2 separate regions of the Homo sapiens genome follow, and region 1 is linked to region 2. The links are chromatin loops, found by intact Hi-C in ENCODE. Cell type or tissue: heart right ventricle. All regions are shown on one strand. Links, peaks and the distances in the headings refer to the core of each region. The heading gives the core; the rest is flanking DNA. Region 1 overlaps LINC03007 (long intergenic non-protein coding RNA 3007). Region 2 overlaps LINC03007 (long intergenic non-protein coding RNA 3007).

Region 1 (15,516 bases), core at 5,246-10,245, 51 kb before region 2:
GCAGGTTGCAGAACAGTTGGGGGAGGGACAAAAGAAAAGGTTAAGAGAGAATATCATTTTTCTCTTGCAACACACACCCCTACCCCTTCATCATACATTCTCCTACTTCTGACTCTATCTTTCCACTATTACAGAAATCTGCTTATTTGACACAATCTTCTGAATGCCTGCTTTCCCTCCCAATTTTTTGCGTTCCTATTGTGTACTTTGTCCTTACAGGTTGTTTAGAGCTTGCCTCTTGTTTTCTCTAAATGTTGAGAGGACACAGTTATGGCTTTGTGAAACTGGGCCCCCCAGTGGAGCCACAGTGGTGGCCCAGGCTGGAGGTGGGGCTGGTTCTGGGCTGTGACTGAGGAACTGGTACTAGAAGCGGCCTGAAGTTCCTATGCGTACAAACTTGCCCCAGTTACCTTAAGCCTCCTGAAAGCTACCCATGTGATTATTTTAACCTGATTTCACTGGAGCTTGCTAGATTTTACTTGCTGATTTTACTGGATATGGTCAAGGCGAGAATTAGGGGTAAAGGCAAAGAGACATAAATCCCCTTTCCTGGTGCCCCTCACACCGACCCGGGCACTACGCAGCTCTGCAGAGTGGAGCAGAAAATTCCTTAGCCTTGATTGTTTCTATGTTCATTGGAATTATAAAATGGAGAGCAATTGTAAGTTCTGAGAGAGCCTCTAGTTTCTGCATTTGAAGATTGGTACTACTGCTTGTATTTCTAGATTGACTTGATATGACCTCATAACTTTACCAGAGTTTCCCTAGGGACACTGTTCCATGCCAAGTATGTCGCACTAGGTATGATAATTTGCTCCAAAGCTGTGGAAAACTAGCAAAAGGACAGATAAAGAATTCACCAATGTATAATTCAAGCCTAGTCTGATATTTATTGGATTCATAAGGCTGAATTACTGATAAAAAGAGGGGAAATGAGCAGAATTGTCAGTGCCGTTAATACTGTGTTCCAAAGGGCAGAGGCACTTATACAGCTGGAGAGGACAATAAAAAACATAAGCACGTTAAGGACTGTGGAGGCTCAGTCACCTCTGGCCGGTGTGGCTCAAATAAATCTATATGGGACCCCAAACTTGAGACTTGATAAATGTGCCACTTCATTTCTCTGAGCTGTGTAGTCCATATGGGGCCAAACATGTCAACACTTCAGACCACATCATTTCTGATTTTAGAATTTTTCCAAACGCAGCAGGTATTAAAACCCCAAATCTTGCATGCAAGAAGAAAACTTCTGTGGACGTACCAAGCAAAATGTTCAGCTGCCCGTGACTGCAGAGCGGGAAGACAATACAAGCATTTACAGGCTGGGCCTCCTGGAATCCTCATTGAGAAGTGTTGGATGGAGGAGCCTCCATAGACGCCTGCCCACCTCCCGTCCCCAGTCCCAGACTCCACTCTTCTTTCAAATGTCACACATCAACAGAAGCAGAAGGCTGCTTGCTTTCTCTGAATGAGAAAAATAGCCTCAGAGTTTGCGATTTGTGTGGAGCAGGGAATTTAAACATTTTAAGTTTAATTTCTTATGATTTACCTTCATGAAGTATTTTGGAATCAATCCACATTCAGCTCCCCTCCTATTCCTTAGCCCTTCCTAAGTGGTGCATAACTTTTAGGTCTGGAACAGTTTCAAAACACATGAAGAACTCACTTTTACCGAGCCACTTGGTTTTCAATCATAAATGTCAACATACATAATATACGTATCACTGTCTCACATAACACAATTAAAACATGTAAATACAGGGTCTTTCAGTTAAATCAACTGTGTGAACAAATATACTATTGAATGTTTTACATATGTGCATCTTTAAAAATCATAAACATGCACATCTGTTTAAGTTTTGTGTCTACAAAGTTCACACACAAGTAAAAGTTGGTGATATTATTTTCTGTACCCAAACTGTTTAAAAAGTATGTGTGTTTGTATATGTAGAAAATTCAGGCACAATCTAAAAGCCATATATGTTTCCATCCATATATATGTAAAGTTAAATTACCCATCTTACTTGGCATTTACATCCTTTGTGAACAATATCCTTAAAGGTTGGTTTTTATTGTTTATACTATGCCTGCTGAGATCTGCTAAATATAATTGTGATTTTTGAGGGGTTAAGGTAAAACCAGATCTCTGATGCAAACTCAGACCACACCCTCCTCTGGGCCAACTCTGTGAAGCAGGCTTGGAAGCAGCAGTCACATGAGGTGAGTGGGGACTCAGTGACACCAGAGGCCGCCTCTTCTGGTAAATATTAGTACATCCTGGACACACTGCTGAGAGCTGCCAGTCACACTGCCATTTCTATGGCAGCTGCGGGGCCTGCAGAGGCCAACTTTCTGTCAGGCAGCTCAGCACACAAGCTCAGAAGCTGGGTGTGGAAAGGAAGATGTTTTAATTCTCACATCTACTTCATTAAAGTCAACACATTTTGTGGGTGTCAGTTTCTATCATGCCGCAAAATAATCATCACTTTAAAAAATGTTTGAAGAAGTTGGGATTTGGTAACCATTCTAAACAAACCAGGACCACACCACAAACACATTGGTATTGGGGCCCCTAAATGCAAAGTGACCTCATGTGCTAGAGGGAAGTGATCTCATGGATCCTGATCCACTGCTGCAAATACCCAGAAACCCTCAGGGCTTACATTCATGAGCCTGAGGCCCAAGCACCCTCCATCTCTCTTTCACTCTTCAATGAAAAGAGTAAGTTGGACAAATATACATTATTCCAGTCATAGGATGTCCTATGGTAGCGGGTCACGCACTAATCTCTTGGTCCATAAGACCCAGAGAGGCTGTGATTTGCTCAAAGTCAGAGACATGTCTAGAATCTGGGTCCAGTAACCTTTTAAAATTTTAATTAATATTTGTTTGGAGCAGTTTTCAGTTTACAGAAAAAATTGAACCAAAAGTACATAGAGTTCTCATAGGTCCCCTCTTCCACCCACCCCAAATTCCCCTGTTTTTACTATCTGGCATTAGTGTGGCACATTTGTTACAATTGATGAGCCAATATTGACATATTATTAACTAAAGTTCATAGTTTACATTAGGGTTCATTCTCTGTGTTGTGCATCCTATGGGTTTGACAAATGTATAATGCCACGTATCTGCCATTATAGTATTGTACAGAATAGTTCCACTGCCCTAAAAACCCTCTGCCTCTTCATCCTACTCTTCCTGTAATTGCTGACAACCACTGGTCTTTTTACAGTCTCCATAGTTTTGCTTTTTCCCAAATGTCATATAGTTGAAGTCACACAGTATGTAGCTTCTTTCTTAGTTCTTCTAAGATGAACTTCTTTCACTTAGCAGTATGCATTTGTTTCCTCCAGGTATCTTGGTGGCTTGATAGCTCTTTTCATCACTGAATAAGTACAGCCATCACATGGTTGTATTGGTTTGATCTATTTACATATTGAAGGACATCTTGGTTGCTTGCAAGTGTTGGCAGTCATGAATAAAGCTGCTATTACTGTAGCACATTCCTTCCACATGGACTCAATGTCAAATGTCAAGACTTTGCAAAATCGATTCCTAACAATGGTTGCATTTGGCAATGTTTGGGCCTCATCAAACCTTTGAGTATTATCTGCCCTGTGTAAACTCTGCTTCCAAGAGACTCCTCTATTCTGTCTCTGAACCATCCCTAATGTAACACACCCATTCCAGAGTTGTTCTTTTATTCGTATCCCTTTATCCTATTTAGAATGTTTTTTTCCCCTTTAGTTTTCCAATCTGTATCCTACTCATCCAGGCCTGTTCACATCCTGCCTCTGCTGTGGCAGTCTTCCCTGGATTCCCACAATTTTAAGGCAAAAACTCTAGAAAGAAAATGGGAGGAAAGAGAAGTGAGTAATTTACTTTCTCAATGACAAAATCCCCTCAACATGGAGAAGAGCAGTCAGACAGATGTGCTTCGAATCCTTGCTCCACTACCTTACTGGCTCTGTGCCCTTAGGCAAGTTACTTAACGTCTTGAAGTTCAGTTTTTCCATCTATAAAACGGGTTGAACACTATCAACATTTTGAGTTACTGTGAAGATCTATGTAAAGTGCTCAGAGTACTTCTGACACCAATAAATGATGATGCTCTCCTCTTGCCCCACTTCCTCCTTATCACTATCATCTCCAAATCCAGAAATGATCTCTCCCTCTTCTGCATCCTCACAGCCTTCTATGTGTGTCCTTGTCATGTCTCCAAACTAGAATACATGCATGTGGGGCTGCTTAACTCCTTTGGCATGCACAGTGCCAGGGGCAGGCTTTTTGCGTGTATTCCTTTACATTTTAAATTGGTGAGGTTAAACAGCATTAATCCCTGTGTTTGTAGAACCCTGTTCCAGCTAACCTCTTTCTGTCTGTGTGGGTAACATCCCTAAATACCCTTTTTTTCTGGGGAAGGAGAATAGTTCAAACTATTTCTGAAATAGGGAGAGGACTGTCAATCTCGGCGGGGAGTCAGGGGATGTCTGAGAATTTGCGGCTAGGGTGCACCTATGTTTTTCTTTCAATTACTCATGGCTGAGGATCCAGTTGGAGGATAAATCAGACCCTTCTGTCTTCTCTCTCTGGTTTTGTATCATCGATTCAGGCTAATGCTGGGGAAGGAAATTGAGAGGAAAGCCCAGCTTTGAAACCACATGATGAGTTTTATTGGGGCAAGAAAGTTATAACTGTGGTAAGATTAGAAAAACAAATAACTTGTGTGTAAGTGACCTCCCACCAATCTGGTGATATCTGAGGGTAGCAAATGTAGAAACAGTGCAGCATTATTTATGCACCTTTCCTAATCAAAGTGGGACCTGGGACCTCCAGGAATCATTGAGTCTGTCTTTTGTGCAGGGCACATAATTGGTTTTGGGTTTTATAGTACAGGCCAGCAAACCTTTTCTGTCATAGGCCAGATAGTAAATATTTAGGCTTTGGGGGCCATATAGTCTCTGTCAAAATTAATCTGCTGCTATATTGCAAAAGTAACAATGGCCAATATGTAAACAAGTGGGTGTGGCTGGATCCCAGTAAAATTTTATTTATGGATATTAAATTTAAATGTCACATAATTTTCATGGGTCACAGATAATATTCATTTTGTTTCCTCTCAACCATTTAAACACGTAACAAGCAGTCATAGCTTGTTGGCTGTACAAAAGTAGGTGGCAGATGCATTAAGCTGTAGGTTGCTGATCCCCACCTTACAATATCATGTGGAAAACTGGCTTAGGCAGAGTTGGGGTGAATCAGGTATAATTTTTTGGTGGGGTGAAGGGAAAATGATGTAAGAGGAATTTGATACCCCTTTGTCTTACTGCTTTCATTCTGAACATTAACCCGTAGATCGATCATGTCATCTCAAACTAAATTGATCATTAGTGCAGTATTTCTCAGCATTGGCGTTGTTGACATTTTGAGCCAGATAATTCTTTGCCGAGGTGGGGGGTGCGGGGGTGGGGTTCTATGCATTATAGATTTAGTAGCATCCCTGACCTCCACTAGTTAGATGCCAGTAGCTCCTCTCCTCTTTGCAGTTTGATAACCAAACACAACTCCAGACATTGCCACGCACCCAGCTGAGAACCACTGAGCAAGTGAAACAGCCTCAGAATGACAGGAAATTCAGCAAACCCTTAGCAACCAACTAACTGGGATGGAGGAGAAGCACGCATGTATGTGTATGCACATGTGCCTGTGTGTGGGTATCTCCAGACAGGGCAGCCTTCTCTGGATTCCCACAAATTTCAGGCAAATCTGGAAAGAATATGGGAGGAAAGAGAAGTGAGTAATTTACCTTCTTAATGACAAAAGTGTAATCACAAATAATGCGTTGCCTGAAGGGGGCACTCCCTCAGGGAAGACTCCAGTCCAGTCATTAGCAGGGTGTTTCTAATTATCGAATAATCAAGTCAGGCTCCACAGTGAGTAAACGGGGCTCCAGGCTTTTAATAAGGCCCTTATTGTGTGATTACCCTTTGAATGCCAATTGAAAGTTTTTCTGTTTTTAGTAGAGGACAAATATTTCATTCTTTCTGTGAAAAAGAAACCTCGGTAGGAATTGAATCATTTCACTTCCTGACCAGCACAGAAAAAAAAGATAAAGAAAGGAGAAAAAAAACATGTCTTTTTTAAAAGGAGGCAATGGAATGCTTGAATTCAAAGAAAAAGTTGCATGTACTGCTTTAACCTGGGTTTTCAGGTTTTTTTTTTTTTTGAAATGGAGTCTTGCTCTGTCGCCCAGACTGGAGTGCACGCACAATCTCGGCTCACTGCAACCTCTGCCTCCTGGGCTCAAGTGATTCTCCTGCCTCAGCCTCCTGAGTAGCTGGGATTACAGGCACGCACCACCGTGCCCAGCTAATTTTTGTATTTTTAGTAGAGATGGAGTTTCACCATGTCACCTAGGCTGGTCTTGAACTCCTGACCTCAGGTGATCCACCCGCCTTGGCCTCCCTGGGTTTTCAGTTATTAACAGAAAATGTTGAACCGAGACCTGTGGTAGTGAAGAGACTGGAGATTGTTTAGAGTGTGGCCTTCAGGGTATTATGAAATGCTATCTATGATAGATATTGTATTGAGAACTTATTTAAACACACAAAAAAGCATGGACTGACTGAGACAGTTGGCATGGCTTTTTACCATTCTGTACTCGTTCTTAGTAATTGCAGATGAAACTGACATAGAGATGAGTAAGTAGCAGTTTAGCCATCGAGACAAGTAAATGCCATTAGATTTTCATACTGGGGCAGATTTCTAAGTCAAGGTTCATCTATTTGCCAAGAGTCTCCCCACTCATAGCCACCCCTTGGAAAACCAAAATTTAAAACTGAACTAAAATAATCAAAACACCTCGTGATCCTGTGAAGAAAATTAATAGGAATCACCCAAGTGGGTGACTGTTCCTTCTTCACTCATTTGCCACAAATCAGCTTGTTTTTATTTGCCTCAGAACTCCCATTAAATAAAATTTGTCTTGTAGCCCACAGATCATTTCCCATGACCAAAACGCAGATCTGTCTTCTTTTCCTACTAAAGAATCTGAGCTATGTTTCTTTTCAACAAATCCCTATTCCCTGACCCATATTCTACATTTCACCATGTTTTGTCTACTTGTCTTCTGATTCCAGCTGTGTCATTTTAGTTATCACGCCTTTGTGTCTCAGGACAAACATCGTAGAGTGGGAGCGAGTCAAGGATGCCGACGACACGACATTAACCCGAACTGGGCAGCTACATGCCGGCATCCTAACCAATGACCTCCACCCACTCACTGTTGACAGGAGCATTTTTTTTCCTTCTAATGCATATTTTAGTCTTGATTGACCATCAACCATATGACAGGGTTGTCCTGTGGGCAAGTTTATTATTAACAGCTCACAGCTGGAGTTACAATAACTACACACGGCTGTGACATTGCACTAATTGACGAAGACACATCTGAGAACAAGACACAGAAAGTGGCCATTGCAAATTACTTCAAGCACAAATGGAGGATTTAGTGGGAAACACCAGTTTCAGATTAGAGGCTTCTATATGTTGAGACCAGATTGGTGCAGGGAGAGGGGCTGGCTAGAGAAGGGGAAAGCAAGGTTGATAAGTCACGCAAAGGCTTCTTTTGAGCCTCCATTAGGTTCCTATTTCTATAAATTATTCTAAACAGATCCCTGTTAATGAGAAAGAAACAACTGCACTTAAGTGGAATTAATCCTGAATTTTTAAGTGCTCAGACAATTAAATCACTAAATCCATCGGGTGCCTTCCATTCATATTTCCCTGTCTAATCCTGCTGTCACAGGCGAGGCTGGGCGAGGTCTAAGAACAGTATGTGCTGTGATGGCTACATCACTTAGCATTAGAGTCAAAGAAGCCGAGTTTGGAGGGGACCTGGGTTTGTCTGTACAGGTGAGTGGAGTGATGGGGGCAGGGACACTAGCTAGGGATTGTGCATGAGTTAACTGGCTACCGCTGGCTCCTCTGGGGGAAGGCTCCTGAAAAGTTATGAAATGTGAATAGGCTGTCTGTGCATCTCTCAGTAAATTTCTTTCTCAGATGTTTCCAGCCAGGGCGACTCGATTGAGAAATGACTGGGAGAGAACAGAGGATAAAGCCAATGAGCTCAGTGTCTTATAAATCAGCCGCACCGAGCTGAACTGGAACTGTCAAACTGTGGCAAAACCTGCTGCTGTGCAAGCTTGTGAGGCTTTTCAAAAACAAAACTTAACCCTCGCCTGGCTCTCTAGATGGGAGAGGGCTTAATTAAAGTTCGCAGAGGAGTGAGGAGTGGAAAAAGAAATATAGTTTTCTCAGAAAATAAAAAAGAACAAACTCAAGGGAGCCCATATGTGACACGTCCCCATTCTGACTTGGCTCAGGCACAGGATTACAAGTGGGGCCATGCAAAATAGCTAAGTGCTGTCATTAGTAAATCCTGCCTAGAGGTCCAGTATTACTCTGTGCTCCAAAGCAAAACTAATCAAATCACCCGGAATTCTCCCAATAATGTTACCCCTAGTTTATGGATGAGGAGACTGAGGCACAGGGAAGGTGAGTCCTTTGCCTAAGGTCATATAGCTCCATAAATGGAAGAGGTAAATAGGATTTGAACCTGTGAAGTCTGGCACCGGAATCCATGCTCCCAATCACCATGCCATCAGTCTCTCTTTGGGGACATCACAGACCCCAAGTTAATAACCCCTGCTCTAGGCAATAGAACAGTAGGCAGGTCTGATCCTGACACTTCGTTTTCTGAGAGTCCTGCTCAGACATTCTGTGTCTCAAGTGTATCCAGCGTCTGGATCTGTGCCTTTGATGCTTAACTACCTATACTTGTCTGGAGTTATGTTAGTGCCTTCCCCCACCCGAGTCTCCATACCAAATGCTGAAAATCAGCTTTGAATTTGGAAGCAGAGGATTTGGGAGGAAGACTCACTGAGGTTTCCCATGGCAACTGTAAGTCAGCCAGATTGCATGGTCTCCATCCAGGTGAAGGCGTGAAGGTCACTCCCTTGTGCACCAGAAAACAAGGCCTGTGTACCAGGCTTGAAGTTGCATTACTGTTGCTAGGGAGACCATAATTAAATTTCCTGAATTACACACAGTGCGATAAAATGTTGAATAACCATATTTATTTGCCTTCTAGGCCCTGTGGCATCTGTTGTTTAGTTCACAAAGCTCCTATTGACTGAAGGAGAGGTTTATTGATCCAGAAAGCTGTGATGGGCCCATGAGGCAGTGGGAGCTGGAGGACTCCTGGGTAGGGCTGAGAATTCTCATCTAGTTCAGCAATCACTAGCCAAATGGTCTGGCATGGGAAAATCCGTGGAGACAGCCTGAGACTCTGGCATGAAATTGATCCCTCTCTTTCCTGATGTTCTCACTTCTTGATTCAGGGGAAGAAGGAGATGGTGTGGGAAAGTGGTGGTATGGAAAAGGAGGGGTAGCAGGAAGGAGGCAAAGGGGGTTGGTTAGAGACAAGCGGTGGAAGGGGGTTGGAGAGCTATGGACAGAGCTCATGTGTCCTGTTCACATGCACAGGGGTGAACATGAGGCACTGTCTAGGGATGGGCATTACTCCGGGCATGGATACACAGGTGAATGAGACACAGTCCAGCCCTCGAGGAGCTCACCAAATAGTTGGTTCCCTAGATACTTAAATCTTATAAGAACTTTACAAGCAGAGAACTATTGGAAGGAGAGGAAGGGCCCCTTAGCTCTGATGAGCAGGTTGGGAAAAGATCTGCGGATTTGGTGATGGTGAAGTGAGCTCTTAAAAGATGAATAGGAATTCAGTGGGTGATTGGCTTATTGAGCTCAGGAAATGGTGTAGGTAAAAACACAAGCAGAGAGGGGGCAAAAACCTCAGATGCTGGGTATTCTCTGAACTGGCCATCTCCAGTGACCCTGATGTACCCTGAAACCCCAGAAGTTTTCAGGCATATGCAACCCAGATGACTATGAACCAAAAAGTCAGTCAGTCACAGGCCCTTGCCTGCGGTTCCCTGCCTGGCCAACCTGTCCTCCCTTCACCCAGGGAGCTGCAGAGGGCAGCATGGTGGCCTTCCCCTTGTCGAAGCAGGTAGCCCAGGGAGCCCAAGGGGGCAACGATGGATCTGGATGGGAACCACATGACCAGGTAAGAAGGAAAGAGAGTTGATGGCTTGAAAGTGAAGAGTCCATTCCATAGTAGTTTGAATTTCATTTTAAATATTTTTTTTCCCTAAAACTTCTCAAAATATTTACTGGCATTGCCACTCCTAAGTTAGCAAATGAATGGGTGACTTCTCTGGAGCAGAGGAACATAGAGCAAAGGAAGGAGAAGCGTAGGGGGATTGGGCTTCATACAGGAGCTCACTGAAGCACAGAACCCTATCTTTCGGAACAGAGTCACAGAGGTGCGACAGAAGCGGGTTTTGCTGCCTGAAGTTCAGCAGTGTTTCAATTAGAAATCAGTTCTAATTGAGGCATTGGAGCTCTCTAACCCATCATAGTGTGGAGTGATTTCTCGCCTGGCTTCAATTTGGTTGTTTCAATTACTGAGGTAATAATATAGTCACACCTCCATTACTCCAAGGTATGCTTCTTCTTAATTTATCTTTGTATTCACCATTGGACTTTCTAAATAATCTGTTTTTAGTGTTGTTCAGTCTACCCTGCTGAAGAAGATGTTTAGAAATGTTTTCTTCCAAAATAACAAGATGAAGAAGAAATGACTTCTTCCCGTTATTTATTTATTTATTTTTTGAGACGGCGTCTCACTCTTGTCCCCCATGCTGGAGTGCAATGGCGTGATCTCGGCTTTCTGCAATCTCCACCTCCTGGCTTCAAGCAATTCTCCTGCCTCAGCCTCCCAAGTAGCTGGGACTACAGGTGCCCACCACCATGCCCAGCTAATTTTTGTATTATTAGTAGAGACGGGGTTTCACCATGTTGGCCAGGCTGGTCTCAAACTCCTGACCTCAGGTGATCTGCCCGCCTGGGCCTCCCGAAGTGCTGGGATTATAGGCGTTAGCCACCATGCCTGGCCTCTTCTCTCTATTTTTAAGCTTTTTGTTAGAGAAATTTCAAGAAGTCATCCACAGTAGAGAGCAGGGCACCGAGAACCCACAGGTGCCCGTCATCCAGCCTTCACGGCAGCTCAAGGCTGATCTGATTTCCTCTCTCCCCAAGCCCTCTCCCCTGTTCTTCCATGGCCCACCACCCCCATCCACTGGATTGTTTTGAAGCAAATACCAGACATCATGTCATTTTATTTATAAATCCTTCAGTATGTATCTTGATAAGGACTTTAAAAAATGTGTAATTACCATGCGTCATCACACCTAAAAAATAGGATTGGATTTCCAGTCAGTTTTAAAATTTCTGCAGTTAATTAGCAAATGTCCATTTACTAATAAGCAGGACAAACCTATACACTGGATTTGGTTGTTGTGGCTCTTAAATATATTTTAATCTGTAGCTTCTCTTTCCCGCTGGCTTTTTTCCTTGCAATTTATTTGTTTAAAAAACTAAGTTATTTGCACTGTAGAGTTTGCCACATTCTGAATGTATTAATATCTAATAAAATGATACATCTAGGGGACCATATTTAATAGCTGTGAAACCATTAGGTGAAAGGCCAACAGGAAACATTCTATTGGATAAGGCTGATGATCCTGGAGCCCTCTGGGCAATCCTAACATCCCCGAACAATCTGATGTGTACATTACCTCCTAGAGTGAATTCTTACCCAAAAATTTAACTTGAAACTGATTGAGCCTATAGTTCTCAAAACCACTTTATAGAAAATACAAGGGACAGAAAAGAAAATCACATGATAGGCTTCCCCCACTTATTTTAACGTAGCAAGCATTTATTTAAAATTTCCTTGGTTGCTCTGTTATTAACAGGCAGTATATTGTGATGTTTTCTCCAAAGGTTACTGAGGACTAAGGTGTATTTACTCCTCACTAAATGGACTCAGACTGCTGTAATTTTGTGGTTCTTTTGCCTGGTTTTTGTAGATTTTAATCTACTTCTAATGAGGACTGACTGTACTGTAACAATTTTCACATGCCTCAGTGACCTTCCTTCTTGGTCTTCCTCCTCCACCTTGGCCCCTGCCCACAGGTTTTTTTCCATTTTACTATGGATTAAGAAACCGAACATTGATCCTTGTAAAACCTGTAAAGGTTAAATAGCTCTCAGTGAAAGCTAAATAAAGGCTTCTATTAGTAAACACACAAATATTAGTGACAGGACTTTAGCAAGAATCATTGAGATTTTTGACTTTTTTCCTGTCTGAACAGCAGAAGCATCTGGATAGATGAGATATAACCCTGGTGTTGCTAAACTGATCACGTTGGATAGAAAGTTCAGTCATAACATGCAACAGTAAGCCTTAGCTGTGCATAGGAAAGGTGGAAAAATTCCGAGTTAACAAAACCCAGGAGCACACACAATCCTGAAAATCCCACAGGAATGTAACCTAGATGAGATCCTTAAGGATAAACAAATGCCACATTTCACTTCCTGACAGGTCACATTCTATGGGTCCTGCTTGGCCATTCTGTGTGTCTCTTGTTGGCAGCACCTTCTTCTTAAAATATCCTCTTCCTTTGGATTCCATGACCTGACATTCTAATTTTCTCCCACCTCTTGGGACTCTCCCCAGTCTCTTTCCTGGCTCATTCTCCTCTTGCTTACCATTAAATATTGGAGAATTTCAAGGCTTGATACACTGCCCTCTTCTCCTTCACATTCTACACCCTCCCTCCGTGACCTCGTTCGTACTCATGGTTTCAATTATTATCTATATGCTGGTGACTCTTAAATTTATATCTCCAGCTTAGGCTCTCCTCTGAGCTCCCAATCATAAATCCCATGGCCTATTCCACATCTCGACTTGGCCATCTCACAGCACTTCAGACTCTGCATGTCCAAACACTGAACTCATGCCTTCTTCCTCAAACCCATTCCTCCCCCAGCATTCCACCTCAGTAAACAGCAGCGCCATCCAAGATGAGCAAATCAGACACTTGGCAGCACCCTGGACACCTCCCTCCCGCTCACTGCCATATTCAGTGAATCAGTGAAGTGCTGTTAATTCTCATTTCCAAATCTAGCCATGTCTCTTCATCTTCACAAATGCCACCGTAGTCTGAGCTCTCACAGTCTCATTCCTGGGTTACCTGGAGAGCTTCCTACTCTCCCCACATCCTCTCTGTGTCCAACCTATTCTGCAGCCAGGAGCCTTTAAAAAATATATAAATCTGCTTATAACTTCATCATCTTCCCAGTGCCTTGAAAAAAAAAACCAAACTCCTGGCTTACATGGACCTGTGTTATCTGGGTTCTACCTCCTTCACCAGCCTCATTTCACAACCCTTTTCTTGTTCTCTGGGATCTACTCATCCTGGTCCTCAGGTCAGGCCTCAGGACCTTTGCACAGGCAGTTGCCTCTGGTAGGATTGCTTTCTTCTCTTGACCTGGTTAATTTCTATATGTCTTTCTGAACTTACTTCTTTTAGGAAGTAAAAGAAGTACTTTTACCTTTTACAGACTACCGGCTGCTGGTAGGTCTTCCTAATGTCATGTTCACAGACCTCATTCTTTATGATTGAATCACCTTTACAGGTGAGGAAACAGAAATGTTAAGTAACTTGCTTGGGGGTCCAGGTAGTGGCTTTGTGAAAACACACAATGGATCATTTTCACTTTAATAGCAGCTACATCTCTTGTCAACGATTAGAGTTCTGTGTCAAGTTTTGGTTTCTAAATGATGTGTAGATGCTGGAATGAGTTGAGAGAAAAGAAACAAGCTAATTAAAGAGTAGATGAGTAGGACCTTTGAAGAAAGAGCAAAGGAGGTGGGGATTGTTTAATATGGTGTGGGGACATGGGAAGAAAACCGGATTTAGAGTTTTCAAGTTTGGGGAGGTTATTACAGCAGAGATGGCAATAAAAATACTTTTTGACTGGCCATGGGGTACAGAAGATGATATTTCTCATCTCTATAAAGATGAGAAATTGTAGCTGGAGGGGGTTTGGTTTCACAAAAGAAAGGGTGATTAAAGATTTGAACAAGACACAGAGTTAGTTTCTAGAATGTCTTTTTGCAGATGTGGTTAAAAGCAGGATCAATAGCCTTCTAATTCACCTGGTGGCTCAGGCATTGACCTATTTCAGGCAGGGAGCTGGGCCTGCTGACCTCCTGAGGTTGTTTTGAATGAATGACTAACTGAATGAATGAATGAATGAATGAATGAATGAGAAAGTGAACCTTGCCATCTGTCACAGGCTAGATTGTGCCTCTGCCCTGCCTGGCATGGAAAAAGAAATATTGAGTGACATGCGTCCCTAAGGTTTCCTCAGCTGATCACACTCAGTTGGCCTTATCTGCCACACAGGTGTTTCCATTTATTGCTGATAAACTGTCGGCTGAGAGTCAGCTTTGGGGTAAGAGGTGGGGGAATGAGTGGAGGAAAGGGTAATACCCCAGATGTTTTCCAAGAAGACGGGAGAAAGTTATTCCTCAGTACTAATACATTTCGTCATCCTATCTGCCTGCAGATGTTAAATTTGGGAACACTTCCAGGTTCTCTTTTTGCTCTTAAAATAAAATAAGTTGTGTATTTAAAAACATCCAGGACCCAGTCTTCCCTGGGGATGTATCTCTTTTGCATATGGATGAAGCTTTGGGGACTTAAGAGGATCCTAAATTTTACTGGCTATGTTTCTTGCAGCCTCACCAGTCCTGTCAGGTTTCTCTGTCAGAAACCAGGAAAAATGAAAATAATCAGAAGTGCCAATTACTGAGTGCCTACTGTGTGTCATACAAAATTAAATCACCATGGCAATACTGCAAGGGCCGTATTAACATCCATTTTACCCTTGGGGAGTTCACCCAAAGATTGTCATTTCTCCAAGTTCACAAAAGTGCTAAGTAGCCAAACCTGGTTCAAACCCAGGTCTGTGTAACTTCAAATAATAATGGCAACATTTTGAGAGCTTTCTAGTGTCCCAGTCACTCATTAAATCCTATGGAGGAGGCACTATTAGGTCCTTCTGAAGGTAAGGAAACTGAGGCATAGGTCATACAGCTAGTAAACGCAGAGTAGAGAGTCAAAGCCCCAGCAACCTGGCTTCAGAGCTTATGACCCTGTACTGATTTCCATCCCCTTTCAACACTGCATAGAGAACTTGGGTTGCCTGGATGCAAGCTTTAGTTAAATGATCTCAGCTTCAGTATCTCGAGTAAGAAACCTTTCTTCCCTGTGTTGTCTTATCTTTCCATTGATCTTCTGTTGTGGGAGCAGCTGCAGGCTCCCCACCCTGTGAGAGCTTTCGTGTGCCAAGTCATTGGCTACAGGTGGCAAAGTTGTGGCTCCAGTTCAAGTCTCTCCCCTGGAGCTGGATGTTCCAGAAAGGACACTCAGTTCTTCAGGGCTGTCTCTGTGATCCAGGCTTTGATCTGGGAAAGGTTGCGCCTCATTGCAGAGTTGAAGCTATCTGCCTGCTTTGTTTACA
Region 2 (15,516 bases), core at 5,196-10,195:
AATGTCTTGGTTAGGACCACAAATTATATAGTCACCCTACCTAGATTAGTTAACATAACAATTTTCACTTGAGATCAGCTTACATTGTTTTTCACAATACTGATATTAACCAGAAAAAAACCAGAAATATTCAGCCAAACAACTAAGCTCTTCTTACAAGAAACAAATATTAATAATGGTAATAATGAGAGCTCTTGTTTACTGAGTTGGAGTGCTTTCCAAGCATTAGCTAATGTAATTCTCATTACAACCCTAGAAGTCAGATGCTACTCATTTCTCTTTTACATTTGGGAGCATTGAGCCTCAAGAGGTTAAGATAACTTGCCTAAGCCAGGATTTGAACCTAGGTCTCTCTGCCTCTTGGGAACAAACATTTAAGCTTTCTACCATGCTGCTTGCAATATAGTGTATTTTACTAATACCCCAGCACCCTCAACCCACCAAGTGCCTTAGCTGCTTTTAGCAGCCAATCTTCCTGGCTGAGAAAGCAAAGCCTTTGCAAGTTCCAAGCCATTCTATATGACATGAAAACTTACAGATGAAAATCTTCCAAAATCACTATGACTTCATATGAGCAACATTTTTTTTCTTTCCAACAAAGATACTCAGACCCCTGGGTCATTGTGAAAGTCTTTGGAACTCTAAACTTTTTGATATTTACCGAACAAGACCTGCCTAGAGATTATTGAGAAGTTATGATGTTAATTAAACCAGGATGTTCCTGTTACCCAGCAAGCAAACGGTTGAGTGATAAAAGCGGTTCAGTGTCCTAAAGTCATTTTCAAAGCAAAAGAGGGTCTGAACAAAATAAATGATTTGAATGCAAGACATAAACAACCAAACAGGCCTGCAAACGAGACCAGTAATGGGGCATCTGGGACCTCAGTTCTGCTTCTGATGCCTTTCAGGGTGAGCCTTGATGCTTTTCAGATTTTCAAAGAAAAATAAACTGGTGACAAAAGAATAGCAGCTGTGGGCACAATAAGGAAATTAGTTGGAGCAGATTTGTAATTAAGCACTGAAAATGGATCAGTGTGATCCCTCCCTGTGTACAAGTACCTTTTGCTTTTTGCCTCTTCTCAAAACCCCATTTTTAACAAAATTAACACACACTTCATCTTCAGTCAAGCATGTCCTGACCTGGGATATTAGCTAAAGACATTATTTTTTTTTTCTGGAAAAAACAAGACATTATTAGCTCACAAGAAGCCCAGAACCCCATGAAATAAAATAACATTTGACTTTGGGTTGATTTTTGTCATTTTATAACTTTGTAAAGACAGAGAGCTTTCTTCACTCAGAAGATTGTATGTTTGTGTATAATGAAGGGAGAGTGAAGGATCCTGGGGCATTGTGAGGATAATTAATTTTTATTTCCTAATATAAGATGAAGATGAAAATTTTATGATCTTTCTAATTGTCCTGATGTCATTCAACAATCGCATCACAGCCAAATAAAGGTTAGGCTATAAGGATATTATTATATGTTGAAAATGTTTTAGAAACTAGCAGTATTTTTGAATGGAATGAACTTTAGTGTTAAATATATTGATTATGCCTTCTAGGCTAGAGATGCCTCCTCACCCACAGCCAGATGAAACCTTGCTGCCTAATGTGGCATTTCATGGCTGAGATGCCCCAGCAGCTCTTAGAGGGAGACAGACCTAGACTCTTCTTGAACTGGAAATTAGTGTGTCTGTCAGAGAAGCTGATTCCTACTTCCTGGTCCACCCTGGAGAGTGGGCCTTTCCTCTTGCTTCTGGTTCCTATCCCCTCTTCCTGTTCTTCCTGTAAATCACTTTGAGCTTAGAGAAATGGAGGAGTGGGTCGACCCAGGTGTCCTGAATCATTAGGCACACTGGCTCCTCTGGGGGCCAACCAGACTCTGAGCTTTGACAGCAGTGAAAGGTGACAAGAAAGTAAATATCCTAGTGCCCCACTTAACCAGAGGTCAGACGTCCCCCAACCTCTGCCTTCTGGAATTCAGCTTGAGAAAGAGGAAGGAAGCAAAACAGGCTCGAAGCAGCGGAAACACCAGTCACAAATCAATGCACTTTAACTATGTCTGATTGAGTTGTAATTAACACATACTTCTAACAAGCCAATTTATATAGTCTCTCAGCCCATAACGAATTAAAAGCAGAAAATTGGAGGGGGCCAACAAAGGAGGTAAGACAGATTGGTAGGGATAACACCGAAGGCAGTAAGAAATGATGGCCAACAGCCTGACATCAAAGGAAGAATCAGAAACAAGCCCCTAGAAAGTGGTCCCAGAATTAGCAAAATCAGCTCTCCACAGCCATATATATCGGGTCAAACACATCTGGAAAGCCCTGAGGGCTCGCTGTGGTACTGAACACCATAGTTCCTGCTCTAAAAGCTGAGACAACGTATGAGAAGGAGCCAGCTCGTGCAGAGACCTCGGCCTCTTCCAACTCCCACGGTTCTCCAATCAGAGAATGTTTGAGAATCACCCAGGGAGCTTGCTGAAAATAACAAACTGGGAGATTCTGACCAAAAACATCTGTATCCTCAGTCCAGGATCCTGCGTTTTCACATGGCTCCACCCACTGCAATGCTAACTCACATTCCCACTTTGGAAATCATTGCTAACTCCTTCACCAAACTGGGAAACCGCTTAGGCAGTCACTTAGTAATTGGGGCCCTGATTCTTTTGTAAAATAAAAGGTCAATCATCTCTAAATTCCCTGACAGCCAGACCTGCTTAGAGTGTATTCTAATTTTCCAGCAAATGCCCATGCAGCTGGTGAGTGATTGAGGAAGGGTTCATGAGGATGACTGACCCCTTGTCTTAAAAAGAAGGCCTAGAAGAGGGCGTTCAGTCAGTGTCTCTAACCTTGGAAAATTGCACATCCCATCAGTAAAAATTTGGGGGTGCTCGCTCTCAATAGATGTGTTTTTATTTATTTATAATTTATGCATGTGCTATTAAATGAATATATTGTTTATATAATAAAACATACTCCAAAATAAGATAAAGATTAAATTAGATGTTCTAATCTTTTCTTCACATACACCACTTTTAAGATGACTGGAATAAATTTTAGGACAGATTCTATTCAACATCCATTAGAATATGAGCAATTCTAAGGGCACTTTTTGCTTAATTGGTCGTAGTAGTCTCAAGGCCCAGCTCATGGTCCAGGAATGTTTTTGAATGAATAAATGTCTTGGGATTTGAAGTGGCTAAGTTTCAGTGATCCGGAATATTCATTTATATGGAATACCTCTTTCTTCTGTGGTAGTCAACAAATACATCATGACTAAATGTAGAAAATAAAGGGTGACGTTGGGAAGTATTACTCATATTTGAAGAAACCACCTGTTAGAATTTAGGGAGTATGATCAATATTTATGAAGCTCAGAAAATCTTCTCCAGGGCAGGGGGATGACTCATAGTTCATGAAAAGGTAAAAGCATCAGCTGTTCCGTAGCAGGTATGTATTAAATACCATATGTGTCTATGAAGGGTTTCATGTGTGTGTTGAAGACATTCTTTAGGAGGTAGCAGGGATTTCCTTTTCCAAGGATATGCTCTGTCAGATGCAATTTATTCAACTGATTTTTTCTTTGTTTGTTTTTTTTTTTTGGTTTGGGAAAACCAGGTAATTTTTTTAAATGCACTTTAAAAATTAATATATACCACATCCTTCTTTATGCAAAAGAAGTTTAAAATTTAAAACAGTTTAAAATTCTCTTGATTATACTAAGGGTAGTTTGTGGCTTATGTCATATGATGAGTGACTTTGCAGAGTCCTATAGCTGTACATCTTTAGTATTCTGTTTGCCAAAGTGACCAAGGCTCAATTATAGTTGTCTGCCTGCTAGTCATTGGCATGGCAGTCTCCTTGGTGAGTTGTAAGGATCACACTAGTCATTGCTGGGACTGTGAGAAGGAATTATCTGGGAAAGAAGAGGGTAGACCAGTCGTTGAAGAAATGGAAATGGTAATGGATACCTGCTTCACTTAGTCCAGCACTTCTCAAATGTTCTGTTTTTCGGATCTCTTTACATTCTTAAAGTTGTTGATGACTTCAGAGAGCTTATGTTTATCTGGGCTATATCTATAAATATTAACTATATTAGATATTAAAATTGAAAAATTTTCAAAATACAAGAATACCCATTCCATTAGCCATCAGAACAACGAAATATTTGTTATGTAGCCTCTAGAAAACTACACTGTAAATTCGTGAGAGAAGAGTGAAAAGGACAAATAACATTTTGGATTATTATGAAAATATTTTAACTGCATAAACCCACAAGAAGTGTCTCAGGAACCCCCAGTTGTTCCTAGACTACACTTCGGGAACCACTGACTTAGTCCATTCAAGAGGCAAAAACCTGACCCATGTCCATGCCTGGCAGAAAGTGTCAACCAGCTGTAAAAGTGACACCTGGCTAGTGAGGTTGAAGAATTTCATTTGGATGATGTCTGCCTTGGTGACAGCTGGTGGCCCACCAAATTATGATAAAGCACATACCATGATGTGCTGAATGTGGAGGACACGGTATTTGTAAGAGTGACTTTTCACCTCTGGAATTTTTGGAACCAGTGACCTTCCCTTCTTGACATGACTCTTGACACAATAACCAATGTTCCTATGAATTCTTTGCTGTGGCCACCTCTGGAAATCATTAGCTTCTGGGCGTGGGTAAAGGATTCTGAAGAGTAGATGCTCCAGAGCTCAGTTCTCGAGTTTCAACAGCAGGATTCTTTTGAACTGAGATCTTGACATTTCAGCAGGAACTTTCTGCTGTTGTCAGAAACAGGGTAAAATAGGTACCGGTTCCCTTGAGCAAATGTTTAACATGATATTATTTACATTTAGAGTCAATAAACACACAAATACTCGTTGAATGAATAAGTGAAATATGAAGCATGTCATCAACTGAATGTGATTACCTGTGGTCTCGGAAGGATAAATTATTTCTTAGGGCGGAATGGAGAGCCTTCTCCCCTTTTTCCAGTGAGAGAAGATGGTGGGGAGGACTCACTCCTCATAGAGACACATTAGTCATGTTGGACCTGAGTCAGAGGACTGGGGGCAGAGCTGATTATGGTGTAAAATAAAAACATGGGGCAGCTTGTATAAAAAGCATTAAAGAAGTGTATTAAAGGTACCAAGATAGAAAACTTTTTTCTTTCTTCCATATTTCTTTCTCTCCTCTTGTCATCATGTTATTTATTTGCTATCTGATGTCATTTTTTAGTAAAGAAAAATTAAAGTTTTAAATTATTAGCACAAATTTTCCCATTTATCTTTATATTGTGCAAAGTCAGCTTTAAATGAAAATGTAAAAGCATGTGTGTAGAATCACTGAAAATATACAATTTGGTTTCCATAGCTTGTACTTGCATAGGTATTTGATTCTTGCCAGAACAGTGAAAACACTGCACAAAACTCCACTGCTTTTATTTCACTTCTTGAAACACGTGTATACTACGGCACTCTGGAAGCAGGTAGCTTCCATAATATGCTCACCTTGTATTCACTTGGAGTGTCACTGAACTCTCACACAAGGTGGGCCCACTAGAATTGCTGTGCTCATGAGGCATCACCAACAATACATATAAATGGGACAGCAAGAAACAGTGGACACATGTACTGTGCATGTCTTCTCTGCTCACATATACATTCCGTTGTCCCATCAGACTTTGCCTACAAAGCACAAGTTCAAAGGTAGAATTATTAAGAATTTCAAGATGGCAACATCTGAGAATTAACCAAGCATGGCACCCACTTGAGCATGAGACCCTATGGCACTGCATGGATCACATGTCCGTGAAGCTGACTGTCACCTGGGATCATGCTACTGTGTTGAGAATGGAGGCTTATCCTGACCAGTGAAGCCATGCTTGGGTTATGGTGTGTGCAACTCTCCCAAGAAGATGGGATATACAGGATCCCACAGGGGAACACTCCTCCTGCAGGGCCAGGGAGGCTAGAGAGCAGAAGAGGGAGCCCTAGATGATTAGTTGGAGTGCATGAAGAACATGATTAAATTCCTATTTCTATTGACTTTCTTACCTCATTCTTTGAAAACTTCTGTGTAGTATGTGTGTGTTTTCAGAATGCACAAAACATATTAACAAAGCACTATAGGTATAAAATTTATAAATATATAAATATATATTGGTGACTGTGCTCAAAAATGTTTAACTGAAAGGAGTACCTGAAAGACTAATTGGAGGGTCCCACCCTAAAAGACAGCATGAGGAATGGGTCAAGGAGGAAACTGAAGGAATGAGGCCAGAAGGAGGATCCTTTTGTTTTACTTAGCAATGGCTTCCTGAGAGTTATATGCCATTGAACTCTTCTTACAGTACTATGAAGCAGTCTTATTATTCCCATTTTACAGATGAGAGAAGGGAGACCCGGAGAGTTACATAAGTTGCTGAGGGTCACAGAGCTGATTATGGCCAGATACGCCTATTGCCCTGATCACCTATAGATTGCAGCAGGCTGGGCACATAAAGAGAATCTGAGCAGAAGTGTCTCCATCAGGCAGAAACTAATGTTTTCCCTGTTCTACAGATGAGGAAATGAAGCCTCAGAATAAGGTGGTGGTGGCTGGAGCTTCTTGGGGCAGAGGCTGGGCACGTGGTGCATTGCAAAGTCTGGAGGGCAAGTGCCATGGCTGAGATGGTCACCAGCGTCCTGTGGAGGGTAGATCTAGTTTCTAAAGGGTTGGAGAGACCCTTCAAATGGGAATCACTGGCCTTAGAAATGGGTAGACAGAATCCTTAGCCACTGGACTGGAAATTACAGGCTCAATTTATTTTACACAGCAAGCTCAAGGGCACGAAGAATCAGTTTATAATGATCTCTGTGGTATTTGCAATATCCCTAAAAGGTAACAAAGCAGCTTCATCTCATATTTATATCTACACGGAGTTAAGTAGCTGGGACAAGGCCTTCCCGCTTATGATCGAGAGAGATGCTGTTCAACTCCAAATCCCTGCGCTGGCTCTGACACAGGCTGCAAATAAGGCAGCTTCTCATTGTCTTTCCATTTCTTATTTTACCTCATTTGGTTAAGCTCAGCACGAGGAACTTCCGTTTTCTTATCTTGAACATCATGTACTGTTCCAGCCCACAGCCAGCCACCCAGGAAGGAAGCATTTTGTTCCTTTTAGACAGGGGGTCTGGCCAGCCATATGGCCATGTTGTCGAAAGGCTCTGTAAGTAACATTATCTCTATCCCACTAAAAAAAAAGATCTGTTAGAGCTTGAGAGTGCACAGCATGTTAGAGTTTAATATTCATCTCTGGTCTGTTTACCTCACAACAAACATGAAAAGAAAAACTGCAGAGGCAAGGGAGAGGGAGGGTAAGGAGAGGGAGAGAGAGCAAGAGAAGGGAGGGAGGGAAGAAACCAAGCATGGGCCTCTTTTCCTATCTATTTTGAGTTTTCCTAAATCCTATTGCAACTTAATAATGTCAATATGTCAGACCTCAATCTGTCTGTTACTGTTGAGAATCTAAACTATGTTAATTCTTTACAGTAGTCAACTCGTTATTCAAATGAATATTAAATGCTTGCCATTTTTAATATTACATGAAAGATGTTTTTATTCTTTCTCTGTTCTTTTTTGACTTTTATAACTTGGTTAAATATTTTGATGTCTACATAAAACATGTAGACCTAAGAAAGAAGTTCCAGCAAATGCATTGTTTCAGCTAGAAAACATAAAAAGAAATTTGCATGGCAGATTATCTGTCCTGTATTTTTACATCTCTGAGGTAACTGGCTTCTTGGAAACTATGCTTTAAGCTACGTATTGCTTTTGATTTACACTACAGAGAATTTTGAAAAGTGCTAAATGAAATGGATCAAAAATATTTTAAGTGACTCAAAAATGTGAAGAGATGTAGCATGGAAAAAATGCCTGAATCTGTTCTACTTAAAAAGCTATGCCAAATAGAGATTTTTGCACTGTCAGTCAAAATGGCCTAGTTAATGAAGTATAGTAGGGAGAAGGAATTAAGCTGTGAATTGGATGAAAAAAATTACACGTTTTTTCTTTCTAGTGTAGGAAGCTAACAAATATACATCTAATTCTAGACTATTAGGAGTCATGGTGGGAGTGGAAGGCCCATGGGTGATCTAAAAGAGCACTCATGCTTATCATCTTTGGCATATGGGGCATATTTGCACACATATGGGGCATTAGTAGGACTGATGAGAAAATACATTATGTTTCAAATAAGAGTTTTGCTTTAGAAACTTGATTCTGTGTGACTGGCAAACTGTCTAGTGAGCTGTTCTTCAACCTGTCCAGCTCTCATCCTCTCCCTAGTCTAGAGGTGGATTTATTTCTCATATTGACATAAGGCACATGCTTGATTGAATTTCTCTATCTCCCTCTCCCTTGCCATCTACCTTGCTCTACTATCTTTGCATCTTATTGGTCTTCCCTGGACAGTCTCTGAGAATGAGGAGAAATGTTCCAGTAATAATAGCTGGTTCTTCCTGCGGGTTTACCCCGAGCTTTTCTATTTACCTTTTCCTAAGCTCTTATACATATTATAGCCCTTCATCTTCCCCATGATCTCATGAGTTTCTATTAATATTCCAATTTAGAGTTGAGAAAACTGAGGCACAGAGAAATTAAGCAACTTGCCTAAGGACACAAAGTTTATAAAAGGGGTACTGGGATTTCAACCCAGATAATCTGCTTCCAAAGCATGTGCTTATAACCAAATTTATTACTGCCCCCAACCAAAGGAAAGGCATATATTGGCTGGGAATGAAGACAGGAGTATAATGAAGAGGGTAAAAAGGAGGGGGCTTTTGGGTTCAAATGATCTGTTTCTTGATCTGGGTGCTGATTTACATGCACCTTGTGGAAAATTCGTGGGACTGAATACTTATGCACTTTTATTTATGTGTATTATATTTCAATTATCTTAAAATAGGAAAAAGTAAATGAACAAAAATAATTAAAGTATATGTATATGATCAATGATAAGTTGAATGCCCGTTGGGTATTCAATAATAATCTTCTTGCTGAAAGAAGATCGATGAACCGGGTGCACACAGAGGTGGCCTTGCCAGGAAGTTGAAAACATACACCTGGGGTCCAGAATGGGTGTAAGTCTAGGCCCTGCCACTAGTTAATTTTGAAGAAAATAAGCTGATCTCTGTCCATGTCTCAGTTTACTCACCTGTATAACTGGGGATAGTTTAGTCCTACTTTACATAAAGATTTAGAAGTGAAGTGAAGACAGTCTCCTCCTGTTCAATGCCAGGAGAGCCTTGGTAATTAGAGTGTAGCAGTTGGTGCAGGGAAGGGAACATTGGGCTAGTAACTGTGATCATTTTTCCTAAATAAATAAAGTATAGGTATTTAAAAGCTATTTTGATAGCAAGGTCAAGGTGTGTTTTTTTCTCCAGGTAAAGGCTTTTTCTTTCAAGACAAATTGTATGACCAGATGCAAGGTTAGCCAGCTGACACTAATAAATCCACTGCGTTCACAAGTTCAGAAGGTGCAGACATTAGAAAGAGTACATTTCTTCCTACTCTTCCTTGTAAATCTTGTGTTCCATAAGTAAAATGCAGAAGCAAAAATGAATAAGCCTATGCAATTCCCTAGAGTTTATGACAGAGGCCAAATTCCAGGAAGAAGCAAACCAGTTAAGTTAAATTTCTTGGATTAGATAAGATTGGTTACTGTGTCTATGCATTGGCTTGATGTGCTGTAAACCTGTGAAATCTGAAATCTTCGTTCTCTTCTTTTGCATCCTCCATCACACTGAGCTGGCCCACAAGCATTTATAGGATACCTACTGTGTGTATTCCTTTTCTGTGCCCTTCCATGCCTGATATTCTGCCCTTGGTCACAAAGGCCCATTCTAATTGTGCCAGTGGTCAGTCTGCTTGCCACAATTCTGTCAAACGAGATAAATTAAACATGTCAGGTGACATGTGGAAGAAAAGGCTTTCTGATTTATTAGAGAACTCTTTACGGATAAGAGTTATTTCTCTTGGCCTGATACCTGCTCTCAGAGGCTTGATCACATTTCAAGGCACTGTAGCCACTTCCTTAAATATTCTGGGTTCTCAGATGTTTGAGTGCATGTGTCTCTCTGTGTGTACACATCTGAATACGACTGGAGAACTGGAATGAGGCTGTTGCTGATTGCAAAGTAAGAAAGGAGGGGAAAAGTTAATCCCTGCCGCTCTCACTTCAATGACTTTAAGCTTCACTGTTGCTATTTCAGTTGGGGAAGAACTTAGGGTCACATTGCAATTTAAAAAGACCCTTAGTGTAGACAAGTTTGAAAACATCATACTATTATTTGGGGAGGTGTATAGGAAGCTCTATTTTTTACCTGTTTGTGTTTTCAAATAGGATGCTCTTGTATCTTTTTTCCCCTGATGTAGTTATTATTCTTTAAAAAAAAAAAAAAAGACCCAGTGGCATAGGAAGGTCAAATTTGGGGTGATCATTCTCCCTGTAGCTTTTCAGATGTCACAACCAGATGAAGTATAATTTAGGAAGCACAGAGCTGGGTGATGGGTCTTGCAGAGCTGCCTGTCTGTTGAACCTGGAGGAAAGTTTATCCCCAGCAAGGTAATTTATGACACAAGAGTAGCTCAGCTCCCTGTAGGCAGCACAACCTAAGTTCTCCAAGAACTCCTGGTTTATTGGAGAGAACTGTAAGTCTGGAGCCAGGATAAGTTATGGCTTTCCAGTGGCTTTCTCCTTTCTCCTTTTCCTTCTTGTGATATTTATTATTTGTGGATGGGGATGAGAGGGTTCACGCTGCCAACTTTTGAACCCTCTCTAAATTCATGGCTCTGAGTTTTGAACAGTCCCTGGACCTTCCTGTATTTGAGTTTCTATTCTCTTAGCATTCTGCAGCTTCCTGTTTGAATTGAGAAAGGCTTATTTTAAAAGGTGGAAACAATTCCTTAAACATCAAATAGCGTTTTTTTTTTAAGTGCAACGTATTTTGATGAGCCAAGTGTAAATGAATTGGAAATATATGCTCCAAATTTCTCCAGTTTATGTAGCAAGTTCATGGCTGAATTATTGTTAGGTTTCACTGGATTCAAAGTTGATAAAAAATGATAGGACAAAGGATGGACAGGCACAGCCACATTCATTCTTCTTCTTTTTTTCTTTCTACTGTTTTGTTCCTTCATTCATGTAAAATGGGCTTTGGTTGAGTTCTAAAAGCTGGAGAGAAGAGGAGGGCTCAGGAGACATTTATAAGTTGGGTTTTGCCAACTAAAAACTCTGTATTAGGAAATAGGGCATTTTGGCTAAAGACTTAAATTCTTGATGTAATGGATGTAACCTTAGGAGGTAGAAATAACTTTGAAATCTGGGCTTCCTACCTCTCCACTGCATTGGAGCCTGTCTCATCCCCTTCACACCTGGAGCTCATTTGCTGCTTCCTCCCCAAGCTTCAAGTCCTGTCCTTAAGAACCCTGAAAGGTTATTTGGATCTAGAGCTTTCTACGGCCAATTGCCTTAAATATGTCTTTTTGAAAGTAGGCCCTGTGGGTATTAGAGACAGCTCTGCAAAGGTGGCCTAGGAGGAAGCGGAGGAAATCCTCCTCCACAACCCTGCTCTTCTGTGCTCACCACGCGACTGGTGCCCAAAGCTACTTCAACCTCAGGAGACCTGTGTGGGGGCACTTCAGGTTTTTAAGGGTCAGAGTGCATGGTGTGTGGCTTAAGAGATGCTCACAGGGTGACAGTCAGGATTGTGTGGTTGGGAGAGAGTAACCATGAGGCCACAAACCGGACTGAGTCAGAGAAGAAATGTTTACTCTTCCTGCTAACATCCTCCAAGACATGCTTGGGAAAACGACTTGCCATTTTTCTGGCTTTGCCCATTTTCCCACCTGAAAATGATGGGCTCATGATTGCCACCCACCTGGTGAGGTGGACGCGGGGTGAATGTGGGAAATTCTGCAGGGAGCTTAGGAATCCCTGGTTTCCAGTTTAGCATCTCTATAAAGCACTAAGTGCCAGGAAAACGCACTTGTAGCATGAACCAGACGCTATGGGGGAAGCAGGTACATTTTGCATGCAGTGAGCCACCAGCTCAAAATCTGCCTTCTTCTCATTTGTAGAGAGGAAAACACAGTTGTTAAAAGTTACTTTGTGATGACAGAAATGTGCTGAAAAGAAACTGCCAAGAAAACCCCTTTGCCCAGCCCTGGCCCTGGTGTCCCGTGGCCAACTGGGATTATCTAAAGTGGGTGTCCTTAGAGAGGGCAGGCATTCTCTTCCACCACAGACTGTTGAAACTTCCCCATTTGACTGTTTTAAAAGCTGCAGAGAATTAAAAATAGAAGCTTTTCAGAGGGAGGAGAGGGCCCTTGGGGGCACTTTATTTGCTTTGGTTTCTATCTCCCTCCCTGGAATGCAGTAAAAACTTGGAGAAGTCAGCACGCAGAGGTAGTCTTGCAGAGAAACGAAACCCCCTCGTGCCAAAGTGAAGGCTGAGGGGCTCTTTCTGGGATCTGGTTTTATAATCATTTCTGTTTATAGTAGGAAAGAAATAACCCCCTTCTTGAATTCAGCACATGGAGCCCTTTCTTCACTGCCCCTCTCCTTATACAAACATCATAGGGCCTACTCCTTCAATGGGTTATTATTGAGCAGCTAATGTTAAATACAGGCGGATGCTGCCCATTGAATGGGAAGCCTGTGTCGCTCAGGTGGTGAAAGTACCATTCATGCAGAGGAGATAGTGATTGCACATGGTGGCCACCAGAGTCTAGGTAGTTGGCTGGATGGGTGGGGAGCAGGATGACTTCCATGCTTTTTTGAAAGTTCACTAGAGGATGTGAGGGTGGGGGAGGAGAGGACTCAAAGGCGATCTGGAGGCCACTGGTCCCTGGAGCACTGAGTTTAGCTGATATCCTGAGGAAATGGGAAGGGAGGATATGATTGGAGTCTGAGAGCCAGCGTTTGGCTAGTTCTTTCTCTTCTCTGCTGTCTGTCTTTCTCTGTTTTGCTCTCTCTGTCTCTTTTTCTCTCACACACACATGGCCCTATATTCTCCTAGTTCAGATTATATAAAACACCAGAAACATGACAAGAAAGGAAGAATTCCAAGTGTTACTGTATTACTTTGTGAAATAATTTTTTATTAGGGATCCCTGCAGGCCATCTACCCCTGGGACTTGAATCCCTTTCTCAGAAACCCCTGTGGGGAGAAGGCACAATAAAGAGGAGTAAATAAATACAGAGATGAGGGAACCCTCCAGGAGCCATCCCTGCCCTGGCTCACACAGGCAAGCTGGGCTTCCTCCTACCACCTTCCTCCTCAGCACCTGCCTGGCACTGACGACGTGGTGCTGCGGCATTGCGGGATGCTGTAGGGCTGTGCCCTGGGGAAGGAGGCTCTCTCCCTTCAGAGGTGGAGCTTTGAGCTGGATCTTCTGGTGACTAGTTGAGGTCTTTGTGGTTTCTGAGACACTGAGTTGGATATGCCTTAGCTACTTCTTTGCTAAGAAGCAAAATGTCTCTTCTCATGCTGCAGTGGAAGAGGGCTTATGAGAAGCATTCTACCTTTCTTTACCCCACAAGAGTGATTTGAAAATGAAAAAGTTAATGTTTTTGATGCACGCTGTCACACTCAGGTGACAGGTACAGCAATATTACCTTTATTGTTATGGTTATTGCCATGTCCCTGTGTGTTCATTTTTCCCTCTGACATCACAGGGTAAGTATGGTTTCCTTTGGAAAAGACACTGGTACAGACTGCTAATGAGGACATCCATGGGGCCGCACTGACAGCCATTTCAGCCACAGGCCATCCTCGTTCTATTGCATTTCACTTCATTGCACTTTGCAGATACTGCATTTTTTCACAAATTGAAGATTTGTGGCAACCCTGTGCCCAGCAACTCGGTTGGTGCCATTTTTCTAACAGCATATGCTCACTGGTGTCTGTGTGTCACATTTTGGTAACTCTCACAATATTTCAAACTTTTTCATGATTATTGTATCTGTTTTGGTGATCCGTGATCTTTGATGTCATTATTATCATTGCTTTGGAGCATCACGAATTGTGCCCATATAAGATGGTGAACTTCATTGATAAATTCTGTTCTGACTACCCCACTGCCAGCCATTCTGATTGACCCTTCCCCGACTCTGTCCCTCTTCTCAGGCGTCCCTGTTCCCTAAGACACAAAAATATTGAAATTAGGCTGATGAACAACCCTACATTAGCCTCTAAGTGTTCAAGTGAAAGGAAGGGTCACATGTCTCTTTATCAAAAGCTAGAAATGATTAGGCTTAGTGAGGAAGGCATGCTTAAAGCTGAGATAGGCTGAAAGCTCGGCCTCCTGCACTACTCAGCCAAGTTGTGAATGTGAAGAAACAGCTCTTGAAGGAAATTAAAAGTGCTACTCCAGTGAACACATGAATGAAAATAAATTGAAACAGCCTTATTGCTGATAGGGAGAATGTTTGAGTGGTCTGGATAGAAGATCAAACCAGCCATCACATTCCCTTGAACCAGAACCTGATCCAGAGCAAGGCTGTCACTCTTTTCAATTCTATGAAGGCCAAGAGAGGTGAGGGAGCTACAGAAGAAAAGTCTGAAGTTAACAGAGACTGGTTCATGAGGTTTAAGATGAGAAGGTGTCTTCATAACATAAAAGTGCAAGGTGAGCTAGCAAGTGCTGATGGAGGAGCTGTAGTAAGTTATCCAGATCTAGCTAAGATCCTTGATGAAGGAGCCTACACTAAACAAATTTTCAATGTAGATGAAACAGCTTTCTCTTGGAAGAAGATGCCACCTAGCACTTTGAAAGCTAGAGAGATGAAGCCAATGTCTGGCTTCAAAGCTTCAAAAGGCAGGCTGACTCTCTTGTTAGGGGCTAATGCAACTGGTGACTTGAAATTGAAGCCAATGCTCATTTACCATTCTGAAAATCCCAAGGCCCTTAAGAATTACACTAAATCTAGTCTGCCTGGGCTCTGTAAATAAAACAACAAAGCCTGGATGACAGCACATCTGTCTATAGCATGGGTTTACTGAATATTTTAAGCCCACTGTTGAGACCTACTGCTCAGGAAGATGCCTTTCAAAATATTACTGCTCATTGATAATGCATCTGGTCAGCCAAGAGCTCTGCTAGAGATGCACAAGATTAATGCTGTTTTCATGCCTGCTAGTACCACATCCATTCTGCAACCCATGGATCAAGAAGCAATTTCATCTTTCAAGCCTTATCTACGAAAAACATTTCATAAGGCTATAACTGCAATAGAAAGTGATTCCTCTGAGGGACTGGGGCAAAGTAAATTAAAAAACGTATGGAAAGGATTCACCATTCAGATGCCATTAAGAGCATTCATGAGTCATGGGAAGAGGTCAAAATATCCACTTTAATGGGGGTTTGAAAGAAGTTGATTCCAACTCTTATAGATGACTTTGAGTGGTTCAAGACTTCAGTGGAGGTAGTCACTGCTGATGTGGTGGAAATAGCAAGAGAACTGGAATTGGAAGT

What was found. Hi-C counts contacts between places; a loop is a spot of excess contacts. Peaks named below come from ENCODE experiments on the same cell type or tissue, not always from the same donor. Only the 100,000 strongest peaks of a DNase experiment are listed, where the experiment ranks them.
Region 1: a loop joins it to region 2, with 2.8 times the contacts of the local background. A loop is called at or near these places in 7 of 110 quality-filtered maps.

The regions. Positions count from the first base shown.
Region 1 is chr7:25,663,048-25,678,563 of GRCh38, reverse strand. All of the region lies in intron 1 of LINC03007 (long intergenic non-protein coding RNA 3007), which reads left to right. Among named protein-coding and RNA genes, the nearest start is that of LINC03007, 120 kb to the left of the region's middle. In heart right ventricle, for the core only: no CTCF peak of the experiment used is centred there; DNase peaks (open chromatin) are centred at 7,913 and 7,997; H3K27ac peaks cover 4,610 bases.
Region 2 is chr7:25,611,979-25,627,494 of GRCh38, reverse strand. All of the region lies in intron 3 of LINC03007 (long intergenic non-protein coding RNA 3007), which reads left to right. Among named protein-coding and RNA genes, the nearest start is that of LINC03007, 170 kb to the left of the region's middle. In heart right ventricle, for the core only: no CTCF peak of the experiment used is centred there; a DNase peak (open chromatin) is centred at 7,084; H3K27ac peaks cover 1,976 bases.